Linked DNA regions of Mus musculus: region 2 is linked to region 1. A link is a loop called in an ENCODE intact Hi-C map of the cell type or tissue named here. Cell type or tissue: left cerebral cortex. All regions are shown on one strand.

Region 1 (8,000 bases):
GCTACATATGCAGCTAGAGCCATGAGTCCCACCATGTGTTTTCTTTGATTGATGGTTTAGTCTCAAGGAGCTCTGGGGTTACTGGTTAGTTCGTATTGTTGTTCCTCCTAGGGTGCTGCAAACCCCTTCAGCTCCTTGGGTACTTTCTCTAGCTCCTTCATTGGGGACCCTGTGCTCCATCTAATGGATGACTGTAAGCATCCACTTCTGTATTAGTCAGGCACTGACAGAGCCTCTCAGGAGACAGCAATATCAGGCTCCTGTCAGCAAGCTCTTGTTGGCATCTGCAATAGTGTCTGGGTTTGGTGGTTGTTTATGGGATAAATCCCCAGGTGGGGCAGTTTCTGGATGGTCATTCCTTCAGTCTCTCCTCTTAACTCTGTCTCATAACTCCTTCCATAGGTATTTTGTTCCCCCTTCTATGAAGGATTGAAGTGTCCACACTTTGGTCTTCCTTCTTCTTGAGTTTTATATGTTTTGCAAATTGTATCCATTTCTTTTTATTTTTTACAATTTCATAGACTACAAGTTTTAAAAGTAGGACCATTTGGATTTTCTTGGTGTCTTTTCATTTCTGATTTTGTTAATTCGGCTATTCTCTTTCAGTATTTTAGTTAGTGTGGATAAGGGCTTGCATATCTTGTTCATTGTCTCAAAGAATCAATGCTGTTTCAGTGACTCTTTGAATTGCTCTTTGTTTCTATTGTATTGATTTCAACCCTCAGTTTGATTATTTCCTGCTGTTCACTCCGCTTGGGTATGTTTGCTTCTTTTGTTCTAAAGACTTAAGTTGTTTAATTTCTCCATTGTTTTTATGTAGCCACTTAGTGTTGAGAACAGTGCTTTCATTGTGTCCCATAAGTGTGGGTATGTGGTAAACTCATTTTCACTAAACTCTAGAAAGTTTTTAATTTTCTTCTTTATTTCTGTCTTTACCCAGTTATTATTCTATGGAACATTGTTCAGTTTCCATGAGTTTGTAGGCTTTCTAGTGTTTCTGTTGTTTTTGAAATCCAGCTTTATTCTGTGGTGGTAGGATAAGACACATTTTAATTTTTTTGTGTTTGTTGAGACTTGTTTTGTGACAGGGTATGTGGTCAATTTTGGAGAAAGTTCCATGAGGTGCTAAGAACAATGTGTATTCTTTTGTGTTTGGGTAAAATGTTTTGTAAATATCTGTTCATTCCATTTTATTTGTGTTAGTTTCAGTATTTCCCTATTTAGTTTTTCTTTTGATGACCTGTCTTTTAGTGATAGTGAGGTATTGAGGTCTCCCATTATCAATGTGTGAGGGTCACTGTGTACTATATAAGTTTTAGTAATGTTTCTTTTACAAGTGTGGATGGCCTAGCTTTGAGGGAATAGATGGCAAGAATTAAATATCATTGATGGATTTGTCCTTTGGTGAGTAAGTATGAATGTCCCTTCCCATTTCTTTTTATTAACTTTGGGTGGAAGTCTATTTTGGTAGATACTAAAATCACTACATCAGCTTCCTTCTTAGATCCATTTGCTTGGAAAAAAGTTTTTGACAATCCTGTACTCTGAGGTAATGTCTATCTTTGATGTTGAGTTATAGTTTTTGTGTGCAGAAAAAGAATGGATTCTGTATTTGCATTCATTGTGTTAGTCTGTGTCTTTTCATTGGGGAGTTGATCCCATTAGTATTGAGATATGTCAATAACCATTTTTTTTAGTATAGAATAGAGTTTATTCAGGGCATGGGGAGGTGAGAGTAGTACAGGCAGAGAAAGGCAGAGAGAGAAAGAGAGAGAGAGAGAGAGAGAGAGAGAGGAGTAGAGGTCAGCCATGAGCACATGGAGAGAGAAGGGGGAAGGGAATGGGGAGAGAAGGGAAAAGGGAAGCAGAGAAGGAGCAAGAGAGGAGCAAGAGTGACCAATGATTGTTAATTACTATCATTTAATTGGTGGTGGTGGTGGTGGTGGCGGTGGCAATTTGTGTGTGTGTGTGTGTGTGTGTGTGTGTGTGCGCGCGCGCGCATGCATGTTTCCCTTCTTTTCGTTTGGCTAGTGTTGGATAATTTATTTCCTCTGTTTTCATATGTATAGTGAATCTCCTTGGATTTGAGTTTTCCTTTTAGTATCTTCTGCCAGGCTGGGCTTATAGATAGTGTATAAATTTGAGTGTTTATACGATATGAATATATTGTTATACGATATGAAATATTGTTTCTTTATGGTGATTGAGAGTTTTGCTGGGTATAATAGTGTGGACTGGCATCTGTGGTCTCTTAGAGTTAGCAGGACATCTAAAGGTCTCCTGGCCTTTAGAGTCTCCACAGAGAAGTCATGTGCAAGTCTAATAGGTCTGCCTTTATATGTTACTTGCTCTTTTCCTCTGGAAGCTTTTAATATTCTTTCTTTCTTTATTCTGTATGTTTATTATTTTATTATGTGGTAAGGGAATTTTCTTTTCTGGTATAATTTATTTGTTGTTCTGTATGCCTCTTGAACTTTTTTAGGCATCTCCTTTTTTAGGCTAGGAAATTTCTCTTCTATGACTTTGTTGACAATATTTTCTGGACCTTTGAGCTGGGGTTCTTCTCCTATTCCTATTATTCTTAGGTTTTGGTCTTTTTATGGTGTCCCAAATTTCCTGGGTATTTTGTGTTAAAACTTTTTAGATTTAATACTTTCTTTGACTAATTTATTTATTTATTATATAATATCTTCAGTGCCTAACATTCTCTTTCATTTCTCATATTTTGTTGGTGAAGCTTGCTTCTGTAGATCCTGTAAGCTTTATTAGATTTTTCATTTCTAGAATTCCCTAAGTTTGTGCTTTTTTTCCCCTTCTATTTCCATTTTCAGGCCTTGAACAGTTTTATTCCTTTCCTTAAACTTTCTTTTGATGGGGGTGGGCTTTCTTTAAGGAATTTATTTATTTCTTCTTTAAGACCTCTATCTTTATAACATTAATTTTAAGGTAATTTGTGTGTGTGTGTGTGTGTGTGTGTGTGTGTGTGTGTGTGTGTGCTTCAGCTGTATTGGAATATTCAGCATTTGCTGTAGTAGGATAGCTGGGCTTTTGTGGAGACATATTGCCTTGGCTGATGTTGATTGTGTTCTTAAGCTGGTCTCTGGGCATCTGAGTTCTAGGTGATTATGGATTTAGGCACCAATTTCTGATTTAGACTTTGTTGGATAGGTGTTTTGTTTCTTGGTTTCTGCTTCCTCTCATCTTCTGGTCTGTGTGTCCTCTGATTGGCAGGAATTCTCTGCCAGGCTTGGGGGCTGGAACATGCCAATGAGGAGAGGAGAGGAGACTAGAGATAGTATTGAGTGGAGTACTTAAAAGGTACACTGATTTGATTATTACATACTGATTAAATTAATTGTAATACTATGACATAAACATGCACAATTGATGCATGTGAATTAAATAAATAAAAGCTTCATATAATCCAAGAGATAACTGAGAAATACTGTTTTAGACTGACTACTTACCTGAGAACTGCTGCTAACTTCCTCTGGCCACTCCTTGGGCTCATTGTCTTAAGTAATGATCTTATGGCCTAGTTGGCCATCATTGGGAGGAGAGGCCCTTGGTCTTGCAAAGATTATATGCCCCCAGTACAGGGAAATGCTAGGGCCAGGAAGTGGGAGTGGGTGGGTTAGGGAGCAGGGGGGGGGATATAGGGGACTTTCAGGATAGCATTTGAAATGTAAATGAAATAAATATCTAATAAAAATTGTTTTTAAGAAAGTAATGATCTTAGTACTACTGAACCAAACAGTGTGTGTAGAAGGCTTACATGGAAGCAAAATATGTATATAAAAAAAAAGTTATAGAACAAAATTTTAAAAAGCAATGCAGCTATGACAAAGCTTCAGATGAAGTTATATCAAGTTTTAAGTTCTAGTGCTGGGTGATTTTTCAGAATTCTCCAAAATCACAGGATAATATTTCCCCTGCATCACTGTACAATCCAGCTGCTAAATGCAGAGCACTCCTGGGGGAAGCAGACCCCTGAAGGAGAATGATTCAGCACTGGGGACCCATAGCATTAAAACAAATTAAAAGAGGTCTGTCTTACTCTCCAAAAGACAGAGAAAGAAGGAATAATAGCAGTAGTTTTAATATTTTAATGTCTTCTTATTTCTCATTAAAAAGTAGATACAATTTATTATAGATAATTTAAAAATAAAAATTTATATCTCTTACAAGTGCATCATTGCACTAAGAACAGAGATAAATAATCTGTTTTGATCATTATGTACAATATCAGACTTTTTGATTCATATGTGTTTATTAACTGATTTATAACATCAGAATCCAAAAGATTTTCATCCATCTTCAGCTGTTAGCCATCCTGCTGACCCCTACATTGATAACTGCATGGGTAGAACCTCAAGTTCCAGCAGAGGACCTGGTGCTCTGGGTAGGAGTTATATAATCTACCTGTTATTATGCTGATGAACATTATATGCACTTCAATAAATCGAAAGTTAAATTCAACCATAAACTTCAAGGAACTATTCAGTTTGTAAATCACTCAAGGGTCAGCTAAGGTTTATGTTTTGAAACCAGTGTTGTATAATTCCTAATTATCTTTGCAATTTTATAGAAAGCCTTCAGTTAAGTGAGAAGCAAAGGGCAGCACTGCCATCTACAGGCTTTTGATAAGCATTTCATACACGATTTGACTGCTCAATACTTATCGCTTTATAGAATAAAACAAAAAGTAAACTTAATAAAAATTTAGCAAGAGTAAATTTACAAGTATATTTACTTGTTAGGTAGTTTTTAGCCACTAAACTAGTATCAGCTCTGATGTCTATATGTATAATCAAAATGTTAACCATAATACACAGGTTGTAGAATAGTTGTGAAATAGTATGCATATAAGAATCAAGCAGGAGAAACCCACCCTCTCCTACATGGCAAGGGTGGGCAATAGACACATAGAAGCCCATCTGCAGCCATGACACATGCTGTGGGTAGGCAGAGGAAACACAGAGACCTGCCTGCTGCCATGCTCTGCAGCACAGGAGGGGGAAGATGTTCAGAGACTCAACAGCTACCATGCCACATGGGCAGGTGCTACATCCACTCCAGTAGTGACACTCATGACAGGCCAAAAGCCTGGATGCAGTCCTGAGACAAAGACTTTCACGGAAACTTAGTCTCCTGGAACTGTGGCATTCCATAGCATGTATGCTCCAATTTTGTCCTTGTGAATGGATCTGTGTGCTTCCTTTCAGTATTGTTTTGTTATAGGTGACTCCAAGCAATGACTTGCCAAATACCTAAGCAAAATCGAACTTTGCTTCCTAGCCTTCACCAATGCCCTAGGTAGTCCTTGAGGCAACCCTGGGCTTGGAATTCAGTAAGAATGTTGCCTATTCAGTGACATTCAGAATTGCCTCTAGTATTGTAAGAGAGATAGTGAAAGAAATCAGGCTTTACTATCTACTACATAGAGTTTGAAATTTCAGGGCAAGCTTAGCAAAGTAAGTTTAGAATTCTTACTATAGTTATGTATGGCATACTACATTACTTATTAGTAGAAATGTCCCCCCACACACACTATCACTCAGAATAAAAACCAAGTCACTCCCATACACAGGAATTTACAATGGTTTAGGAAGTAGATCATGCTGTGTTTTTAGAGTATTGCATTATTCATGAGATGGTTAGCTAGAGTGGAACTCCCTAATTAGAACCATGACTTGGGTGTGAAAGCCTTTGCCCTAGGAGTGTAAAGTCCTCACACCTGGCTTCTAAGACTATAGCTGACCTTAGATAGAGCTGACTTTGTCTCAGTTGTTTTATTGCCCATTTCCTGCCAGTCTTTGTGTTTACATTCCTCTGTTTTGTGTAAGAGTCATTAAGCATCCGGTAACCTCATTTGTGCATTGCGATGTGTCACCTAACTTCCCTATTTTCTTCTGTGCAAAAAGTTTGATGCTCAATTTGAAAAATTACATTCACATTCTACACAATCTCTTGTGTTGATTCTGTCTGTCATTCATTCACCGACTCCTTGTCCACCTGCAACCAAAGACCCATTCTATGCAGACAGGGACCAAAAGGGTCTGCAGCAGGCATGCTATAAACAACTAGAAGCCTGCTTGCCACCATGCCATATAAGAAGGAAAAGGAGATCACCCAGAAGCCTGCCAGCCAAGTGCCTCACCTGCAGCAGGAGCCACTACAATGGACAAATATGTGATGGACAGATGAGAGAGAAAGAGAAATGGAACAGTCTTATCATTATGAAAAGAGCTGGAACTGGAGACAGGAGGGTGGAAAGGAATAGCCTATTGTGCGTAGCCAGTCCTGCCATCTGAGACCATGGTGACATCCCACCCCATGCTGCTGCTGCTGGGCATGTCTGTACCAATGGCCAGGCAGCTGCAGGGGCTGGTGTCAATGTCAGTGGTTCATATTACCACTAGAGACTATGGTCTTGGAAGCTGCATAGGACCACATATGTCCAGGGGCTGTGCAGAATGCCTCTTACTGGTTGTGACACTGTAGAGATAATGACCCTGCACCTGGTCAGGACAGCACAGTGGACCTAGCCCTGGCAGCAGGTGCTCCAGTGAGCCATACTAGAGGGCATGAGTGTGACTGAACTGACCCCACCATTTGTCTGCTGTGAAGTGATGCAGTTGTGGAGGTGATGTCCCCCCCTGCCTCACCCCTTGCTACTTCTGGATCTTGGGGTCTTGAGAACAAGTGAGCTGGCCCTGCCCACATGCCAGATGCAGTACTTGGGAGAGCTGGCCATGCACCTTGCCTGGACAGCACAGTAGAGCTGGTGTATAACCCACCCTCTCACCATCCTCAGTAGTCAGGAAAGCTGGCCCTGAGGTCATAAGAGCAAGAGAGCATACTCTGACTTCTGCAGAGGGTGGTACTGGGTAGGAGTGAAAGTACTGGTGAGCTCATTGTGGTGGTGTGGATGCAGGAGAGTCAGCTGACCATATCAGTCATTACTGGCCATATATGGCTTTGGATAGGTCTATCCCCAAATCTATATCATCTGTGAATTGTTGGAGCATGTAAAAGGGCCAGTCCTATGAATCCAAAGCTGCAGGATATTCATGACATGGGGCAACAACAGGATAACTGGGAGGAGTCGTGTTGAGGATACAATATTGATGATGTGACAGAAACCAGAAAACTTAAACCAGACCAATGAAAATTTGCAAGTGAAGATGTGTGGACAGAAGGGTATACTGTTGAATATGCTGTGACACACTACAACTTCGATGACAAGATATTTTCTTTTGTTTTATTTATTTTTTGGCTTAATCACATCCATTGCTGTTCCATTCATACTAGCTAGAAATTAGAAACAAACTAGATAACCCCTTTGGAACAAATGAATAAAGAAAATTTACATTTCCAAAGAAAAGTATTACTATATAGTTAAAAATGAAATCTTGAAATGCTCAGGTCGATGAATGGAACTGGAAAAAATTCCTAAGGGAGTCACCCCACACACATTTCCAAAGAATCAATAAAAAGGTTTTAAGCAGTAGATTCAAATTGAGGCACCACTAACCAAAATGTAAAGCCTTAACTATCTCAACTAGGAACCTCATGAAACTGCAAATCTTCTGCACAGCAAAGGACACCATCATTCAGACAAAACAGCAGTCTACAGAATGAGAAAAGGTTTTTCCAACTACATACCAAGTAGAGGTATAATATCCAGTCATCAGGGAAATACAAATTAAAATAACTTTGATATTTTATCTTACATCTGGCATAATATTAGGTTAAGACCAATAAAAACGAGTGACAGCTCATACTAGCAGGGATGTGTAGGAAGGGAGACGGTTATCCATTGATGGAAGGAGTGCAAACTTGTGCCGCCACTTTAAAAATCAATGTGTCAGTTCCTTATACAAATGAGAACCAACTGTGCACCTTCCCTGAAAGAGGAGAGCTTGCCTGCAGAGACTGCTCTGACCACTGAAACTCAGAGGAGAGAGCTAGTCTCCCACGTCTGCTGATAGAGGGTA
Region 2 (8,000 bases), 1.5 Mb before region 1:
GGACTACCGTGGTGAAATTAAGGATTGGGAAGAACGTGTGCTCTGGACCTTTTTTTTTTTTTTAACAATCTACTTTATTTTGTGTGCATGGATGTTTTACCTGCATATGCACCACATATGTGTCTAGTACCTGAGGAGGCCAAAAGAGATGTCAGAGCTTCAGGGACTAGAGGTATAGAAAGTTGTGAACCACCATGTGGGTCCTGGGAATCAGTCCTGGGTCCTCTGGAAGAGCAGTCAATGCCTTTAACTACTTAGCCAGAGTGTGGTTTTTATTAAAGGACACATACCTTTGTTGGGAATGAGGTGGGCTTTGGTATAAGGCGGTGCTCCATCTACCTGGATAGTGTCTAGGAGGCAGGTGGCTGTAGCAGTCCTTTCATTCTCTTCCTTCCTACTCTCCCCTATCAAGGATATTTGACACAAAGCAATATCAATTGTAAAATATGAGAGAGACAGGTAGGTGAATTAATGCTAACCTTTTATGGTAAGATTTTATTATAAGAATTATGAATGAGAGTTTGGTATTTAAGCTCTCAAATTCACTAGCACTTAGAGAGCATTTCATGTTTGAGGGTGGATATGTTAAATAAGAAACTATCGTTTAATTAAAACTTGACTAACAGGCAGCTTGAGAAGTGATTATGTTTGTGAATGGAACTGAGATGTCTCATAGTTGCACTGCATTCTGGGAACACAGTAACACCAAAGCACTGACAATGTCTGTGTACAGAATAAGGGAAAGCACTAAAGACTCTTAAGTATTGTGGAAGATTATCATATTAGGGAAAGAAGCTGGATAATCCTTCAGGTGCTTCAGTAGTGAAGCAGTTGCAGTGAGGATGAGTAATGCTGCCAACACTTTTGCTGATCCTCCTTTCTGTATGGTGTCAGAGAGATGTAGGAATATAGACTATAGGCAGATACAGAGTCTATGAACAGTCATGTGGCTCCTCATCTATGTGCTGGGAGGAACCCTTTCGCAGTGAAGATCTCCATTGCCATTGTTCTCACCTCTTGTTGCCACCCTGTAATGTGTGTGGCAGTCACTTAGCCACACTAACAGCTTGAATTCCCCTGTACCTGTTCTGTAATCCTCTAACTTTAGGGCATTATATATATTTACATTTGCAAAACCAGTGGAGTAAGTATTGAAGACTACTCCTGAGATTCTAATCCCAAAGTAAGGACAAGCTACAACGCTCAACAGTGTGGCAGCACCAACAGTGAGTTTAGCCTTTTTCCTACTGCATCTCCTCCACCTCCACATAATAGAAGCACGAGAAGTAGTGTAGGTGATTACACGCATTAACTTAGTACAGTGGTACACCTGCCAGTCTTCAGTCACCAAAGCTCACAGATTGCCCACATTTTAAGGAAAGCTTAGTTATAAAATTAGATTAAGCTCCAAGCACAGGTAGAGAAGTGGACCATGCATTCTGTGAGTTTCTGGATTTCCCAAGTGCTTCTGTTTCTGTTTCTGCTTCTGAGGATGAACAGAGCGTCCTGACCTCACAAAACTTCTTCAGCTACCTTGAACTTTTTGGTAAAATCTGTAAAAGCCTTCAGATGTGGGGAATGGTGATTACATCTTTTTGGAATGTTGAGAATGTTTTTATTTTTGAACCACTTTTAGTGATAAACAAGCAACCTTGATTCCTGATGACCTATTTGATGCCACAAAAACGACCCTCATCACTTCCATCAACTTCAGCAAAAATCAGCTGTGCGAGATTCCACAAAGGTAGGATTGTCCAGTGATCCACTGTTGAGCTGGGCCTTCTGTTTGTTGTGTCTTGACAAATGAATGTTAGTTTCCTGAACTATTAATGTGAGAGAATGCTGCACACTGTGGTTCTACTGTTCTGAGAGATGTACAGGATCTTAAAACTTCCAACCTTACTTTGTGAACTTGGGAAGTGGGTGTTAGAATTATTAGCTCTAAAATTATTCGTCTTATATAATGCAGTATGGCAGGGAGAGTCTTGAGCAGCCACCCAAGTACCAGACCCACAGTGGATCAGAGGGGTTTCACTTGCAGGCTCAGGCTAGAGAAACATGAGTGATTGATTTTTCTCCTTTAGAACTAAAGCCAAAAACATGAACTGCTAGTGTCATCTTCTAGGCAGAGGACCTTCCACTCTAGCCACTAGTTGCTATTTATGTTGTACTTTCTTCTGTTCAGTATGTCATTGTTGGCATTAATTAACAAAATCTTCCAGTTAAAGGAGAAAACTAGTATATTGTTGAACTTCAACAGAGTTTGTTAACTGTCTGCACCCAAATGATGCTGGCAAACGAATGACCTCTCACTATACACAGACTACAGGACAGGATGTGTCCTGGTGAGGAATCGCAGCAGTACAGCTGAGTGTGCTGTTTGTCTGTGACAAGCTGCTCTTAGCTTTCTCACCTATGACATCATGCTCAGTGTCTTAGTAGACACGACACATGGACACCTAACGAAAGCAGATAGAAAATGACAAAGCACAAGGGAACTGATGGAATGGTAAAGACTGCTATATCAAAAGAAAAAATAAGTATAAGAATTGCTTCATAGAACTGCCCAGATTTTCAAATGTTTAAAAGAGCAAACTATAAAATGTGTCACATTTACAGAGAACACTTGGGATGTAGGTCTTGAAGCAAGATAGCCTGTTAGAAAAGCAGAGCTGTCCATCTTTTTGTTCCTGTTGTTGAAGGGCTAGAAAGATGTCTGATTTGATCCCAGATGTACATGGTTTGTTTGGGCAGACGTGGATCATGCCAACTAATGGAGTCAAGATGGAGAGCTGCAGGGGAAGCCCCTGCGTACATAGGCTGTACTTACTACTTTATTCTACAGTCTCATTCTTACACAGTGTGCAATTCTCTTACCAGGGATGCTTGGTGTTTTTCAACAGCAACTTATAAAGTCAAAGAACACAGCACACCTTGCTCTAGAGTATTTCTAAGCATGCTCTTATTCTTATAGCTAAAACTTATAATTCATAATGAGTATTCATAAAGGACTGGATGAAATGGAAGGATGTTGCATGCAGTCTTATCACTGATATATATGTTAATGACATTTTATCTTAAGCTGTTTGGAATTTTATGTGTAATTTGTGTCTTGAATGCTTTATTTACCATATGTATTTACCTATTGGATTCTTTTTGTATTTCCCAACTTCATAAGTAATATTTTTAAAATCTATCTTAGCTGTGTATAAGTAAGTAGGGTCCTTCCTTGTAGCAATTAAAAAAACATACTGTTTCTTTAAGCCAAATTTCCAGAAAAACTACTGTGTTGAGAGATATGACCCTTAGTACATATATACCCAATAACATTTTTAAAGATTGTTAGTTACTCATTGAAGCTCACCGCCTCCCTGCACCTGCATCACCAGCTGTGATGGTCTTCTCTTTCTTTCTCTTTAGTAATGTGGTAGATTTAAAAAAAAAAAAGTTTGTTATGTGGTAGATTATATCAGTCACATAATTAAAATGTTTAAACTTGGTTAGGCTTATTAGAGATGGTCAGTCCTTACACTTGGACCTCCACCGTTTAGGGGTGGCACTTGCCAGACTTAGAAACTGTTTTCAGATATTGTTTTAACCATGATTATATTTAATGCTAATTCAGATAATAAATATTAAAAAAAAATGGATAGATCAAATTAAAAAGTTACTTTCTGTGTATGGATGTTTTGTCTGCATCAGTGAATCACTTAAATGTCTGATGCTTGTGGAGGACAGAGGCGTGTGGGAGCCTCTAAAACTGGAGTCACAGATGGCTGTGAGCTGCCACGTGGGTACTGGGAATCAAAAGTGGGTCCTCTAAAGAGTAGCCAGTACTCTTAACATCTTAGCTTTCTCTCCATTATGCTGTCTAAAATGCTGTGATATCAGTGTCTAACAAAACACTTCATGAATTTAGTTCACTGCCAAAATAAAATGCTATAGAAGCCACCTAGGTCTGATTTTTCTCTTTTGTGTCATGATTTGGTTAAATGTATAATCAGTGAATTTTTAAATTAAACTTCAGTATCCATCCATTGTCAGATTGAAGCCTTGGTCAGTCATGGTAAGGTGGTTTTTAAGATGTTTAGTCTTTGCACAGCCAGTTTCTGAAGTTTCTGTGAGGAAGTAAGGTCCTGTTCTTCCTCTTATCATGGGTTCAGTTTTGAGTAAGTGCTGATATTTAAAATTGTTTTTGTTTCAGGATTGTTGAGCTGAAGGAAATGGTGTTGGATATCAACCTCAGTTTTAACAAGCTTTCATTTATATCCCACGAGTTATGCTTGCTTCAGAAATTGACATTTTTAGATTTAAGGTACTTGATAATTCTGTCACTTGACATCTTAAATGTTATGATTCATCTTTTGAGTTTTTATGTTGTATTTTCTTGGTGAGTATGGAATTTGGTCTTTAGTGTATTAAGTATATTAGGGGAAATGTAAAATTAACTTATTTAGGCATTTTAACTGTCAATTGTAAGTAGCTTATAACTTAAGTGGTGAGATAAAATTATCTAAAGTATTTTTAATCAATATATATTCTTTAGATCCTAAGTAAATTGGCAGTTCGTGCATGGAAACTGTTTCCTTCCTCTTGTTTGTCGCTGAAGTAGATAGTGACTAAGCAGCATGTCCACCCCTCTGAGCAGCCCTGCGGTTGCACCAGGCCCAACCAGGACAGTAGATAGGTCAAGCAGAAGAGCCCTGCCTGGAGCAGAGAGAGAGAACCTACCTTATGCTGTTTGGAAATCATAGCAAGCTAGATTTAAACAAATTCAGTGGGAAGCTAGCAGCTCATAGGGTGATACTGTGCATCCCAGGGTCACAGCATTAACATTGTACTTGTAAACTCTGTTTTTAGGGCCTGCATTTTTGCTAATGCTTCCTGTGGTTAGCTAGAGTACTTTTAGTTGGCATAAAGTACAGTTGAGGCAGGAGGGTGTGCCCTAGTTATGGAGCTTTCACTTCTCTGGGGTAGCAGAGCATAAAGCTGATGGAACAAAAGGAAGGGAGCTCCCCACGGCTGCTGTTTCCTTCTTTTTGCCCCAAGCTCTGTGTATATGTCTCTCTGTGTAACTGTCCCTTAAATCTCTGATAGAAGAATTAAATCTGCTTCCATGTCTCACAGCAGAAAGACTGAAGAAAAAGAATAGGACAGGTGTGAGCTCTGCAGCATAGCGTGAACAGCCGTTGTGCAACATAGCATACACAGCCAGTCGTCATTGTGCAACATAGCGTGTACAGTCAGTCATTGTGCAACACAGTGTATACAGTCAGTCATTGTGCAACACAGTGTATACAGTCAGTCATTGTGCAACATAGCATGTACAGTCAGTCATTGTGCAACACAGTGTGTACAGTCAGTCATTGTGTAACATAGAGTGCACAGACAGTCACTGTGCAATAGAGTGTGTACAGTCAATCATTGTGCATAGAAACAAAAGGCTGCAGGAGACTTGTGTCATTAACTACTACCAACCCCACTTCCTAGGGTCATCCTAAGGAGATCAGATTAATAAGAATTGACAAACATATTTGTGTGTTTTTTATTCTTCCTGGGATTTAAACAGTAAAGGTTTTCAAACTTTAAAAATTGTGTTTTGATTTTCAACCTAGGAATAATTTTTTAAGTTCTTTGCCTGAAGAGATGTCATCACTGACAAAACTGCAAACGATCAATCTTTCCTTTAACAGGTGAGGAAACATCTGGGAGCCAGATAGATCAGAAGCCTTTATTTTTATCATATTTTACTAGCAGATTTTATTTTCATTTAGATTCTACTTGAATGTAATATTGCTTAGAAATCTCATGATTGGTGCTTAGCTGATTTGTTTGTTTTACCACTGCAAGAAACCCATAGTCTAGAAGAAAGATAAACATCTGACTAATTGTGATTGTTGTAGTGGAAAGTGGTGCCTTGAGGTAAACAGATGTTAGCCAGGCACACCTGTCTTTGGCATCTGATAGGTTGGTTTGGACAATGAAGCCTGTGTCTGTGATGGTCAGGAATCTTGAAAGAATGCAAAATGCCCTTGTTCTGGAAGCCTAAACAAAATTAGATCAAGAAAGAGTAACTTCCTGAGGGTGGCCTGTAGACACCTCAAGATATGTTGCCCATCAGTGAGGAGCTTTGCCTCAGCTTTTGCTCATTTTGATTCTTATAATCAATAGTATCTTCTATGTCTGCTGAGTATGTGTTCCAAAATCAGTCTTTAATGGAGGAGCTAGAGAAAGTACCCAAGGAGCTGAAGGGGTCTGCAACCCTATAGGTGGAACAACAATATGAACTGACCAATACCCCCCAGAGCTGTGTCTCTAGCTGCATATCTAGCAGAAGATGGCCTAGTCGGTCATCACTGGGAGAAGAGGCCCTTGGTCTAGCAAAGATCATATACCCCAGTACAGAGGAATGCCAGGGCCAGGAAGCGGGAGTGGGTGGGTTGGGGAGCAGGGCGGGGGTAGGGTATAGGGGACTTTCAGGATAGCATTTGAAATGTAAATGAAGAAAATATCTAATAAAAAATTGTTTTCGAAAAAAAAGGGAAATTTTGATTATAGAACTTAAAGCACACTTAAACAGAGTCATCCATTTTTAAGGGTGATGTAACTCTTGCCCATTACATGAAGTTGTTGTGTTCACATTGTAACAGGTTCAAAGTGTTTCCTGAAGTTCTGTATCGAATCTCCACACTGGAAGCGGTTCTGATCAGTAACAATCAGGTTGGCTCTGTGGACCCTCAGAAGATGAAGCTGATGGAAAATCTGAATACTTTAGACCTTCAAAACAATGACCTTTTGCAGATTCCCCCAGAGCTTGGGAACTGTGTGCAGCTACGGTAACTTCCTTACTGGGGGTTCCCAATTGATTTGTTGATTGCTTTTTTCTTATAGGAAATTGAAATAACAGACTTAATACCTTCTAACAATAATAGTTAAGCAAACACCTCATTTTTCTTTTTAAATTTCACCAGATGTTTTCTGGCATGTATATATCATGATGTATGCATAAACACCATTTCTCTTAGTATTATTCTCTGTATATGCTTATCCAGAATTGCACTGGGGAGAGGGATTTCTGAGGTCACACTACAGGGCACCAACTTTGGAAACCCAGTCCTTATGGTCTTTCTCCACTTGCTTCTCCCTCAGCCCTTACCCTGATCTCAGTAGTAACCATCTTAGTACCCCCTGGGAAGCCTTCCTCCTCTTCACACAGAATCCTTGCTACTGTTCTTTCTGACCCATCTGTTCTAGGTTTTTTTTTTTAGTTGTGTTAAAGCTTCAGTCATTCTAAGCACCTCATTAAGGGCTGGTTAAACAGTAGGTGGAGGGTGAGGGCTGCAGAGCTCAGCTGGAAGATGCTTGATTCTTGAAAGCAGCATGATATGTTTTGGCTGTTTGTCTTAGTGGGGTTATAGTTGTAAAATTTCATCCCTGGCTATTTGGATCCATTTTGAACAGTGAAATGATAAACAAAAGGTACAAATACTTGTTAACTATGCACTGAGTAGGCCATAGGCTGGACGCCTGATTGCAGTGTGATTCCAGATGCTCTATCAGACTTCACAGGAATGAAGTCTTGAAAGACATCAATTTTTTCCTATTCTCAGCATAACCTGCAAATCCAGTGATTTGGGATTACAGACAGATTTGGAGTGGGTAGATTAACAGATAACAGAGTACAGTGAGAGTCAACTGCAATTCTTTTTTTTTTCTAGAAGCTAAGAAAATTAAGTGTATAAGAGTTTCCAAGTGCCGGGTGTGGTGGCACACGCTTTTAGTCCCAGCACTAGGGAGGCAGAGGCAGGCGGTTTTCTTACTTTGAGGTCAGCCTGGTCTACAAAGTGAGTTCCAGGACAGCCAGGGCTACACAGAGAAACCCTGTCTTGAAAAACCAAAAAAAAAAAAAAAAAAAAAAAAAAAGAGTTCCCTAGTAACATGGAAATAGTTGAAGAATTATAGGTGAACCTTTATAATGTTGTGTGAGCCTTTTAATTTTT

The links. Peaks named below come from ENCODE experiments on the same cell type or tissue, not always from the same donor. Only the 100,000 strongest peaks of a DNase experiment are listed, where the experiment ranks them.
Region 2: a loop joins it to region 1, with 4 times the contacts of the local background. A loop is called at or near these places in 2 of 42 quality-filtered maps.

The regions. Positions count from the first base shown.
Region 1 is chr3:159,543,887-159,551,886 of GRCm38, forward strand. No RefSeq gene overlaps it. Among named protein-coding and RNA genes, the nearest start is that of Rpe65, 51 kb to the right of the region's middle. In left cerebral cortex, a CTCF peak has its summit at 4,624 (motif pointing left); a DNase peak (open chromatin) is centred at 4,600.
Region 2 is chr3:158,057,034-158,065,033 of GRCm38, forward strand. It overlaps Lrrc40 (leucine rich repeat containing 40), which reads left to right. Exons shown (of 15, transcript NM_024194.6): 11 at 1,637-1,744; 12 at 4,205-4,315; 13 at 5,616-5,693; 14 at 6,651-6,836. Among named protein-coding and RNA genes, the nearest start is that of Lrrc40, 24 kb to the left of the region's middle. In left cerebral cortex, no CTCF peak of the experiment used is centred here; DNase peaks (open chromatin) are centred at 3,782 and 7,303; H3K27ac peaks cover 311 bases.